Regions from separate parts of the Homo sapiens genome. Here all the other regions are linked to region 2. Evidence: chromatin contacts called from ENCODE Hi-C or POLR2A ChIA-PET data. All regions are on one chromosome and are shown on one strand. Each heading gives the region's core, a stretch centred on a gene start or an enhancer-like site at or near the end of the contact. The rest is flanking DNA. Distances are from core to core; before and after follow the strand shown.

The links. A loop is a pair of places that touch in the nucleus more often than their neighbours do. ChIA-PET counts read pairs that join two places held with the same protein, here RNA polymerase II (POLR2A). Pooled maps may share reads with other maps.
Region 1: a loop to region 2 is called in a map of dorsolateral prefrontal cortex, with 2.2 times the contacts of the local background. The contact joins the enhancer-like site here to the promoter of RPS14 in region 2. A Hi-C loop is called at or near these places in 1 of 168 maps with a recorded cell type or tissue (dorsolateral prefrontal cortex), 1 of 37 single-sample maps with no recorded cell type and 3 of 50 pooled maps. POLR2A ChIA-PET finds 5 or more read pairs at or near these places in 3 of 52 experiments (A673, Caco-2 and activated naive CD8-positive, alpha-beta T cell).
Region 3: a loop to region 2 is called in a map of ovary, with 2.5 times the contacts of the local background. The contact joins the enhancer-like site here to the promoter of RPS14 in region 2. A Hi-C loop is called at or near these places in 37 of 168 maps with a recorded cell type or tissue (A673, CD4-positive, alpha-beta T cell, CD8-positive, alpha-beta T cell and 25 more), 20 of 37 single-sample maps with no recorded cell type and 40 of 50 pooled maps. POLR2A ChIA-PET finds 5 or more read pairs at or near these places in 1 of 52 experiments (GM12878).

What each region holds. Positions count from the first base shown.
Region 1 is chr5:150,160,090-150,162,839 of GRCh38, forward strand. No RefSeq gene overlaps it. Among named protein-coding and RNA genes, the nearest start is that of CDX1, 5.3 kb to the right of the region's middle. RefSeq lists enhancers at 1-50, 837-1,746. Within about 2 kb of position 1,251, at least 18 of the 41 ENCODE cell types and tissues checked have a DNase peak (open chromatin) inside an H3K27ac peak, as active enhancers do; they include dorsolateral prefrontal cortex, where a contact is called at or near this core.
Region 2 is chr5:150,448,464-150,451,435 of GRCh38, forward strand. It overlaps RPS14 (ribosomal protein S14), which reads right to left and starts at 1,276. Exons shown (of 5, transcript NM_005617.4): 1 at 1,240-1,276. RefSeq lists enhancers at 793-1,731, 1,345-1,664.
Region 3 is chr5:150,128,620-150,131,600 of GRCh38, forward strand. PDGFRB (platelet derived growth factor receptor beta) reads right to left here. Exons shown (of 23, transcript NM_002609.4): 9 at 1,920-2,043; 10 at 1,138-1,349. Among named protein-coding and RNA genes, the nearest start is that of PDGFRB, 26 kb to the right of the region's middle. RefSeq lists an enhancer at 1,309-1,919. Within about 2 kb of position 1,457, at least 9 of the 41 ENCODE cell types and tissues checked have a DNase peak (open chromatin) inside an H3K27ac peak, as active enhancers do; they include heart right ventricle, where a contact is called at or near this core.

The DNA.
Region 1 (2,750 bases), core at 1-2,500, 290 kb before region 2:
GCTCCTGGCTCTGCCCCCACTCCCAGGCTCCCCAGGCAGAGTTGTGGGGTGGGGGTGGGGGGTGATGAGGAAGCAGCACACATACCCCAGGCGCTCACACAGTCATCTTAGACGTCAGGACCCTAAGATATGTCCCTTCTGCTGGCATGGACACTGAGGCCCAGAGAGTGGAGGGGACTTGTCTGAGGTTCACGGTGGGGCTGAGGGAAGCTAGAATACAGGACTCCTGATCCCCAGCTCAGTGTCCTTCCACCCATGCATGCCCTGAGCAGAGCACGTAGATCCTTGTGCCTGTGGCTGGGGAGCCAGAGAGGCACAGAGTGGGAACTGTCCCCCTACCTCCTGGACACTCAGTGTAGTGGCTTTCTGAGTGGGCAAAAGACCAGCAGGGGCCTTGGGCCACATTCCCTCCCTAGATTCTTAGGACTGTCTTACTGAGCCAGACTGTAGCCACCGAGGTCTGCCAGGGTCCCAGGAGATAAAGGCTTCAAGACACTGCCCATTCAGCCTCTCCTTGCCCCCTTGCTGGCCTCCCTCTCAGCCCCAGGACCGTGGGCAACTTGAGTGTGTCCATCTGGTACACGCAGATGGCTCATAGATCCCCAGAAGAGCAGGGCCCTCACCCTCACTGAATACACTGGCTCCTAAGGTCTGGAGAGCACCAGAACTTTTTTGAGGGCACACAGCAGGCCTAGGGTGGGGCCTCTCCATCTAACACCCAGTTATCACTAAGATAACTGTTCCTCCAACCATCCATCCATGCGATAGAAGTTAATTGAGGACCTACTATGTGCCCTGTCCTCCTGTCCTCACAGAGTTCACAAGCAAACACCGAGGAAACCACAAATTAATAATATCAAATTGTGATGAGTGTGATGAAAGAGACAAAGAGAATAATGAGCTGGGTGGATGGGAGTTCTTGTTCAGGTACAATAGGGCTTCTGTGGGGAGGAAGCAGGCCTGTGAGGCCACACACATTCAGGAGTAGGAACAGTGTTCGAGGCAGGGGGAAAAGCATCTGCAAAAGCTTGGAGGCCAGAGAGATCTTGATGGGTTCGAACAAAGAGAAAAGAATGGTTGAGGCAGAGAGCCGGCAGTGGGATGGAAGATTGGAGAGGTGGTCAGTGGCCAGGCATCAGGGCTTTGTGGGCTCGAGGGAGTCTGACTTTTATCCTGAGGGTCAGTAGGGGCCACTGCAGGATTTTAAACAGGGGACTGATGAGACCAGGTCACCCAAGTGCACTGTGGAGGATGGACGAAAGGGGGCAGGAGGGAGGCATGGGACGAGTGTGGAGGCTGCAGTGGCCGATCATGGACTGAACACTGCACACACACACACCCGTACTCCGTGCTGCCCCCAACTCTTTATCCACCTGAGAGGCTGCAGGAATGCATCTCAACAGGGAGTTTGGGCTTCTGTGTCCCAGCCTGTGCCTGGCCACTTGACTCACAGTATGGCCTTTTTCCTTCCCTGGCCTCTGTACCCTCCTCAGCACGGTGGGTCAGACACAGTGCTTCTCTGATAAGGACATCTATGCCCTGGGCCTCTGGTTCTAGCATCCCCTCTACTACCTAAGTGTCTGTGTCCTGGGGACTGCCACCCTTCCCTACCCCTCTGTTTCCCTAGGATAATCAGTGGCATCCGGGCATTACTGAGACAAGGCAACAGTACGGCGAGTCCTCCAGCAGTACCCAGGAGTGCCAGCAGGTGGCGGCCCCAGCCCCTGGAGGGGTAGGAGGAGAAGAAAGGTGTTGGGAGGAGAGAGGCCTCTGGAAGGCAAAGATGCCTCACAGGAGTCCCCCGCATCTGTCCCTACCTGGAGGTGGGCAGGGCAGGAATTAAGATCCCCGATTCTGAGGTGGAAGCAGGGACTCAGAGAGGGGAGTTAATGTGTCCAAGGTCACAGAGCGAGACTAAGGCTTGGCTGGGATGGGCCCCCCATCCAAAGCCCTTGGACTACAGTCCAGAGAGAGCTTCAAGAGGCTGGCAGTGCAGTGCAGTGGGCCTAACACTGGCCCTGGTGCCCACCAGCTTCTCTTAGGCAAACTATTTGCAACAGAAAGCTGAGCCCAGAAACTTTTCTCTTCTAGGGCCATAAACCTGATTGAAAAACCAAGTTATCACTAAGATCTTTATGAGGCCATCAGCTCTGTGCCCCACCCCAGGAGGCCCTGGCTGGGTGTGTGAGAGCAGCCTGGAGGGAGGGCTTCCAGGGGGAAGAGGGGCCTACCCAGGAGCCAGAGGAAGGAGGGGTCCAATAAACAGCCACTCCTAGGGGCAGGCGATATCAGAGAGGAAGAGGCTGCCCACAGGACAGGGTAGACAGGGCCTTCTCCACGCACAGAGCCATGCTGGACTGCTATCCCAGTCCCAGAGAGCACAGGGGGAGACTGAGGCCCAGGGGCTCAGGGTCACAAGGCGAGTCAGAAGCCAAGGTGGGAAGACCTGCAATTTCAGACTCCCAGCCTGGGTCATTTAAACAAGGTTACAGTGTCCTGGTTGGGGGGAAACTGGGGATGCCACATCGGGGCTGGCTCAGGACTTCTACAGGGGGTCCACCTAGGGTTGAGGGCAAAGGGAGAGCAGAGGCTTTTTTGCATGAAGAAATCAGAGGAGGAAGAGGAACCAGCTATTTGTTTAAGCAAAATCCCAACTAACAAACTAGGGGGCAGGGAGGCACACACAGCTCGCTATCCTGGCAGCGGGGGCCAGATGTAGAAGAAAGAGAAACTTTGGCCCGGCACGGTGG
Region 2 (2,972 bases), core at 26-2,525:
AGGAGGAAGGCGGGTGAGAATGAATGAGAAAGTGGAAGGCTAGGATAAGACTGCTTCCGGCCTAAAGCCCCAGGCCTTCTGAACCTCCTGGTGTTCAGAACAATTTAACATTTTCAGAAGACACTAACACTAATCGATATCCTGCAGATGGTGAAGATAGAGAGTGTCTCAGCCTATGGTCACAGTAAAGACAGTGGCAAAACCAAACATAGAAACAACGTGTCCTGACTCCCAGCCCAGCACTCTCTGCCTCCTGCCAAGATGCCTCTACACCACAAATAACTACCCTAGTCTGTCTCAGGTGTTCCTAGATCTCTCCTCTGCCTTCCCTATATAAACTTTAGTTAAGTGTGTGACCACAGTAAGTACTTCAAGTGTAAGTCTTGGGTGTACGAAGTTAAATGTTCCTATCTTCAAATCAGACCAATGAGCACGACCCAGTGCGTTAACTATTGTAAGGAACGCGCCACAGGAGAGAAGCCCAAAGTTCTGCCTCGAGAAGCATAGAAAGGCTCCAGCATATCTCAAATACGTAAGCATGAGTATGTTTCGGCATGATGGCCATTCAGTAAATGCCAATTTGCAGTTTCTCCGTTCCTAACATCCCCTAAAGTAACGAGCAGAGTGGTCATCAGGAGTATATAAACGCAGGGCAAGCGCACAGCAAACATTGGTGCTGGGCCCTGAGCGCCCAGAACTTGCAACGTGCCCGACTCAGCAACGGAAAGAATCGCCCAGATTTAGAAGCATCCAACATAGTGCGAGAGTTTTCCCTGCTTTCCTTCTTTGAATGATCACTACAAACCCATGGGATCGGTGCTATTGTTATTCCTATTTTGCAAACGAGGAAACAAACGAGATTAGGCGTGGGCCTGCGATCACCAAGAAAAAAGTTTGGCGAGGTAGAGGCGGGAGCCCACGTCTGTCCCGGGTTCCCTCAACTACGCTGTGCAGCTCAAACGCGGCCGTGGCCGTGGCCGTATTGCGGGGCCGAGGCCTTAAAAGGCTGGACCCGCACTCACCCTTACTTCACAAGCTCCTCCCTGAAAGCAAAACGGGCCTTCTGAGACCAGGAACGAACTCAATCCCGAGTTGGCCAGGATCCAGGTGGGCCAGCCGCGCGTCTCTTGCCCGGCACCTAGCTCGGTTCCCACGGAAAGACCCCCGTCTCTCGTCCCAAGCCCCACAGGGTCCCCTCGCCGCAGGATGCCCCCCGATTGTCGCGCCCGGGCCTCCTACCTGCACGTCGTCTCCAGACTCCACACCGGAAAGAGAGAGTGGGAGGGGGCGGAGCGACGGGGGTCACTTCCGTGTCCCGGAAGTATACCTCTGAGGTCACGGGGCGAGGTCGGGTTCCGGAAGACGCCGGCATTATTCCTCCCAAAGAGTTTAAGACTCGTCATAAGGAAAGACGGTTTATTACTTAAGGGAGAGCGAAAAGAGGTAGAGGGCTGGTTGTCGCTGCGAGCGGGTCGGCCTAAGCGACAGTACGAAGCGGCTACACCCGCGGGGTGAGGTGGGCCTGTATTCCATGATGGCGGTGGTCGTGGCTAGACAGACTTCCGCCATCCTGACTCCCGCCCTGGCAGCCTTGGAGCGGCAGCGCCCCTTGTGTGGAGCAGGGGAATAACAACAACAAAACGGCCTTAATTAAAGCTAGGGTGGCGCCGGCCTGTGGTCCCAGTTACTCAGGAGGCTGAGGATCGCTTCGTCCAAGTAGTTCGAGGCCAGCCTAGGCAACATAGTCGGGGAAAACACACCGTAATCACTTACTTTGGCATATTATATAATGGGCAAAATAAGAATAAATTATTCAATATGTATTTTCAGACCGGTCTGGGCTAAACAGTTTATATGCATTGCTTCATTTACTCCTCAAGACATTATCAAATAATTTTGATTTCCCTCTTACAGATAAAGGATGTTAACTGAGAGCACACCTTTGCAGAAGGGTTTGGAATTCTAGCTTCAAAGCCCTCGTGTTTAATAGCTACTTCCACATAGCCCTCTAATAACAATATACATGTATATATTTCGACCGAATCTTGTTCTGTAGCCAAGGCTGGAGTGCAGTGGCGCAATCTCGGCTGACCGCAACCTCTGCCTCCCAGGTTCAAGCTATTCTGCCTCAGCCTCCCAAGTAGCTGGGACTACAGGCGCGTGCCACCACGCCCGACAAATTTTTTGTGTGTGTGTATTAGTAGAGACGGGGTTTTACCGTGTTGACTAGGGTGGTCTGGATTTTCTGACCTCGTGATCCACCTGCCTCGGCCTCCCAAAGTGCTGGGATTACAGGCGTGAGCCACCGTGCCCAGCCTCTAATAACAATATTGAAGGACCTTGAAGGCTTGGGAGAATATGTCGGAGCTGTGGGGAAGGGCCAAGAAGTGTACCTCACAGAGCTAGGCAAGCGGTAGATACATTTTATCTATGTACTATATGTAATATTTATATGGAATATATATAGTATTTTTGTATTACATACTATATAAATATTATAAATATATTTTAAATATATAAATATATCCCGTGGCTCCAGCCTGGGTGACACAGCGAGACCCTGTCTCAAAAAAAAAAAAAATTTATTCTGCTAAACTGAAAAACTCAACATACCTTCTTTTTTTTTTTGAGACGGAGTCTGGCTCTTGTTGCCCAGGCTGGAGTGCAGTGACGCCATCTTGGCTCACTGCAAGCTCCGCCTCCTGGGTTCAAGTGATTCTCCTGCCTCATCTCCCGAGTAGCTGGGATTACAGGTGTGCGCCACCACACCCGGCTAATTTTTGTATTTTTAGTAGAGACGGGGTTTCACCATGTTGTCCAGGCTGGTCTCGAACTCCTGCCTCAGGTGATCCACCCGCCTCGGTCTCCCAAAGGGCTGGCATTATAGGCGTGAGCCAATGCACCCAGCCTCAACATACCTTCTCGTTGCATTGCATTTCTTCGATGATGAGTGACGTCAGACATCTCTTTAC
Region 3 (2,981 bases), core at 207-2,706, 320 kb before region 2:
TTTACACAGGCCATTCCCTCTGAGTGGGACACCATTCCTTACCAGGCTAACTTCTAGTCATTTTTCAGGTTTTCACCTAAAGGTTCCTTTTCTAGAATACTTTCCTGAATCCCATAGCTGGGCATGGGACCCCTTCTCCCTCCAGGCTTTGCCCCTAATGTGGTGATCCCGGAGGGAATTGCCAAGTTCCTTGTCTGCCTTCTCTCTCTGGACTATGGGTACTAGGAGGTCCAGGCAGGGCTGAGCCCTTTGACCTTTATACTTCAATGAGAAGTTGGGTCCTCATATTTATCGAATGAAGAAGAAAGGTGAATAAATGAAGCACACTCATACAGGTGCATGTATGCATAAGGACGGGCAGCTAGATACACAAAAGCATCAAGACACTGGTAGGCATTGTTCATACGCACAGAAATTACACGTGTATGTGTACCTGCTAACAGATGTACATTGTACAGCAGGCACATGTGTACGGGAATTATGCTTGTACACTTTTCTAGAAAGGTGTGCTCCAATTATATGCTTACAGACATGCACTATGCCAGTTTGCATGCATGCAAAGGAATTGTACATGCATTGCTTGTACACATGTACAGGAATTGTGTACCCACCGGTACATGCATACAGACATACACTGTGGGGTTTAAACAGATGTCTGGGAATTAGGCATGCTCATGTACATGGCTTACAAACACGTGGTGGGTTTACATACATGGACAGGCATAGTGCACAGGTGTATGCTTATACACATACACTCTAGCTTTACAGGAGTGACTGGAGATTGGGCATTCTTCAGTAGACGATTTACATATCTACACACAGAGGATTTGCACCTATGTTCAAGGAACAGGCATGCTCATGTACATGGCTTACGACATACATATAGTATATGTACACCACACTGAAGGATATTCATATCCATGGCTTACAGACTTGTGTTTGTACACGTGTGTACCCATATTGTGTTTGCCAGAATGTGTTCCTATGCATGTACACAACAGGGTTTCACAATGCTCCTGTTTGCCCCTGGGCATGCTAACTCCTTTGGCCTGCTGTGGGTACATGGGCACATTACCAATTAGGCAGGATTAAGGTAGGGATTGGGATCGTCAGGGGCCACTGAGGCTGGGGACTCACAGTGTGGCACCACGATGACCTCCTGCGTGTCCTGGCCCACAGCGTTGCGCAGCGTGCAGCGCACCGACAGTGGCCGATCCACGTGCTGCAGACGCAGTGTGCTCACCACCTCAAACTCCTGCTCCTCCTCCCAGTACGTCACGTTAGTCTCCAGCTGGCTCTCCTCTTCGGAACTGTTCCCCAGCAGCGTGGGCGGCAGCTCACGTGGACACCTGCCAGGAGAGCCGGTAGGGTTGGCTGCCAGCCCCTTCCCCTTGCAGACAGGGAAACTGAGGAGAAACTGGTGGAAGGAGGCAGGACGTGTCCAGTTCCTATGTCCCACTGCCTGTTTCCGAGCGGGCTCCTCCTGTGCTCCCTCTACTGGTCAGCAGGGGGTGCTCCCATCCCAGAACTGACAACGTGGATTGCAAAATCCATTCTTATTTGACCCACGGGGTCACACGGCGTATGGGGTAGAGGCAGAACCTGCACTGAATCCTGCCTCTGTCCACTGCATTAGAATCGACCTGGCCAGGAGTGCAGAACTGATCTACAGGGCGGGTGAGGTCTCTGGGGCTCAGACCCTGCACTTTGCTAGGCCAAACTGCCCAGGGGTAAAGGTAAGGAAAAGGGACCATTTAGGTCATACAGAGTAGGACCAAGGAGGTGGTGACCTGGCCTCCTAGGATGCAACTCTATGCCCGGAACAATATGCCAAGAAGAACGGGCGGGACTAGATAACCTTCACGAGCTTTTTCTAGCCAGCTGGGGACACTGGGAGACTGAGGCCCAGGTCTGCTCACCTTTTGAGGTCTCTGCAGGCAGACCAGATGATGTTCGGCTGGGGCATGCCCCGGCCACGACAGCGGACTGTCTGTTCCCCACTGTCAGGGTGGCTCTCACTTAGCTCCAGCACTCGGACAGGGACTGCATGGAGAGAGCACTGAGTTAGGAGGCGGGAGGGTCAGGACAGTTAACAGGACAGGTCCTCAGGGGAGGACCTGGCCCAGAGACTCTCTTGGGGGAGGAGGGCTGTAGACTGCAGGTGAACATTAAATACCAGGAATCAGTGTGAAAACCGATGGGTTCCCTTCTGGGTACTTCAAAGGGAACGCCTCAGCAGGGTGCTAGTCTGTCTTTAACACCTCTCTGAGACTTGCTAATCTTCCCTTTTAACAAAGGGAGGCTAGGCCTCAAGCTCAGAACCCTGGGCCACCAAGCTCATGAAGCCAGCATTTAATAGCATTGTTTGGTCTTCTCTGAGTTTATTTTAGTGGTTGCTTTATATTTATGACATGTGATGCCGATTTTCCACCTACAATAGAGAGGTTACATTTTGTCTTTCAAAATAAATTTGTTTTTAGAAAGTCAATTAACAAAACATTAAGTCATTATCATGTCATTTCTCTGCTCAAAACCCTGCCATGGCTCTTCATTTCGGTCATAGTAAAAGCCAAAGTCTGCACCAGGCCCACAAAGACCTATGCGATTTGCCCTTCTCCCAGCCCCCACTGCCCTATCCCCGTTCTGACTTCATCTCCCACCACTCTCCCCAACAGCCCTGTTCCAACCACACAAGCCTTTCAGTGATTGCTCTGGCCTTTGCACTGCCCGAGGTACCCTTTCCCCAAATATCCACTAAGCTAATGTCCTCACCTTCTTCAGGTCTTCATGCAAATGTCACTTCCTCAGCCCTGATCACTGTATCAAAAATGCAACTCACACCATCACTCTGTGCCCAGCACTCTCAACCTTCCCTACCCGGCCCCTGTTTTTCCTCTCCCGCAGTGTTAGTTACCTTCTAACCTATGTAATTTGCTGGGGTTTTCCTCCCTACTGTTAGTGTTTGTCTTCCCCTACTTGGA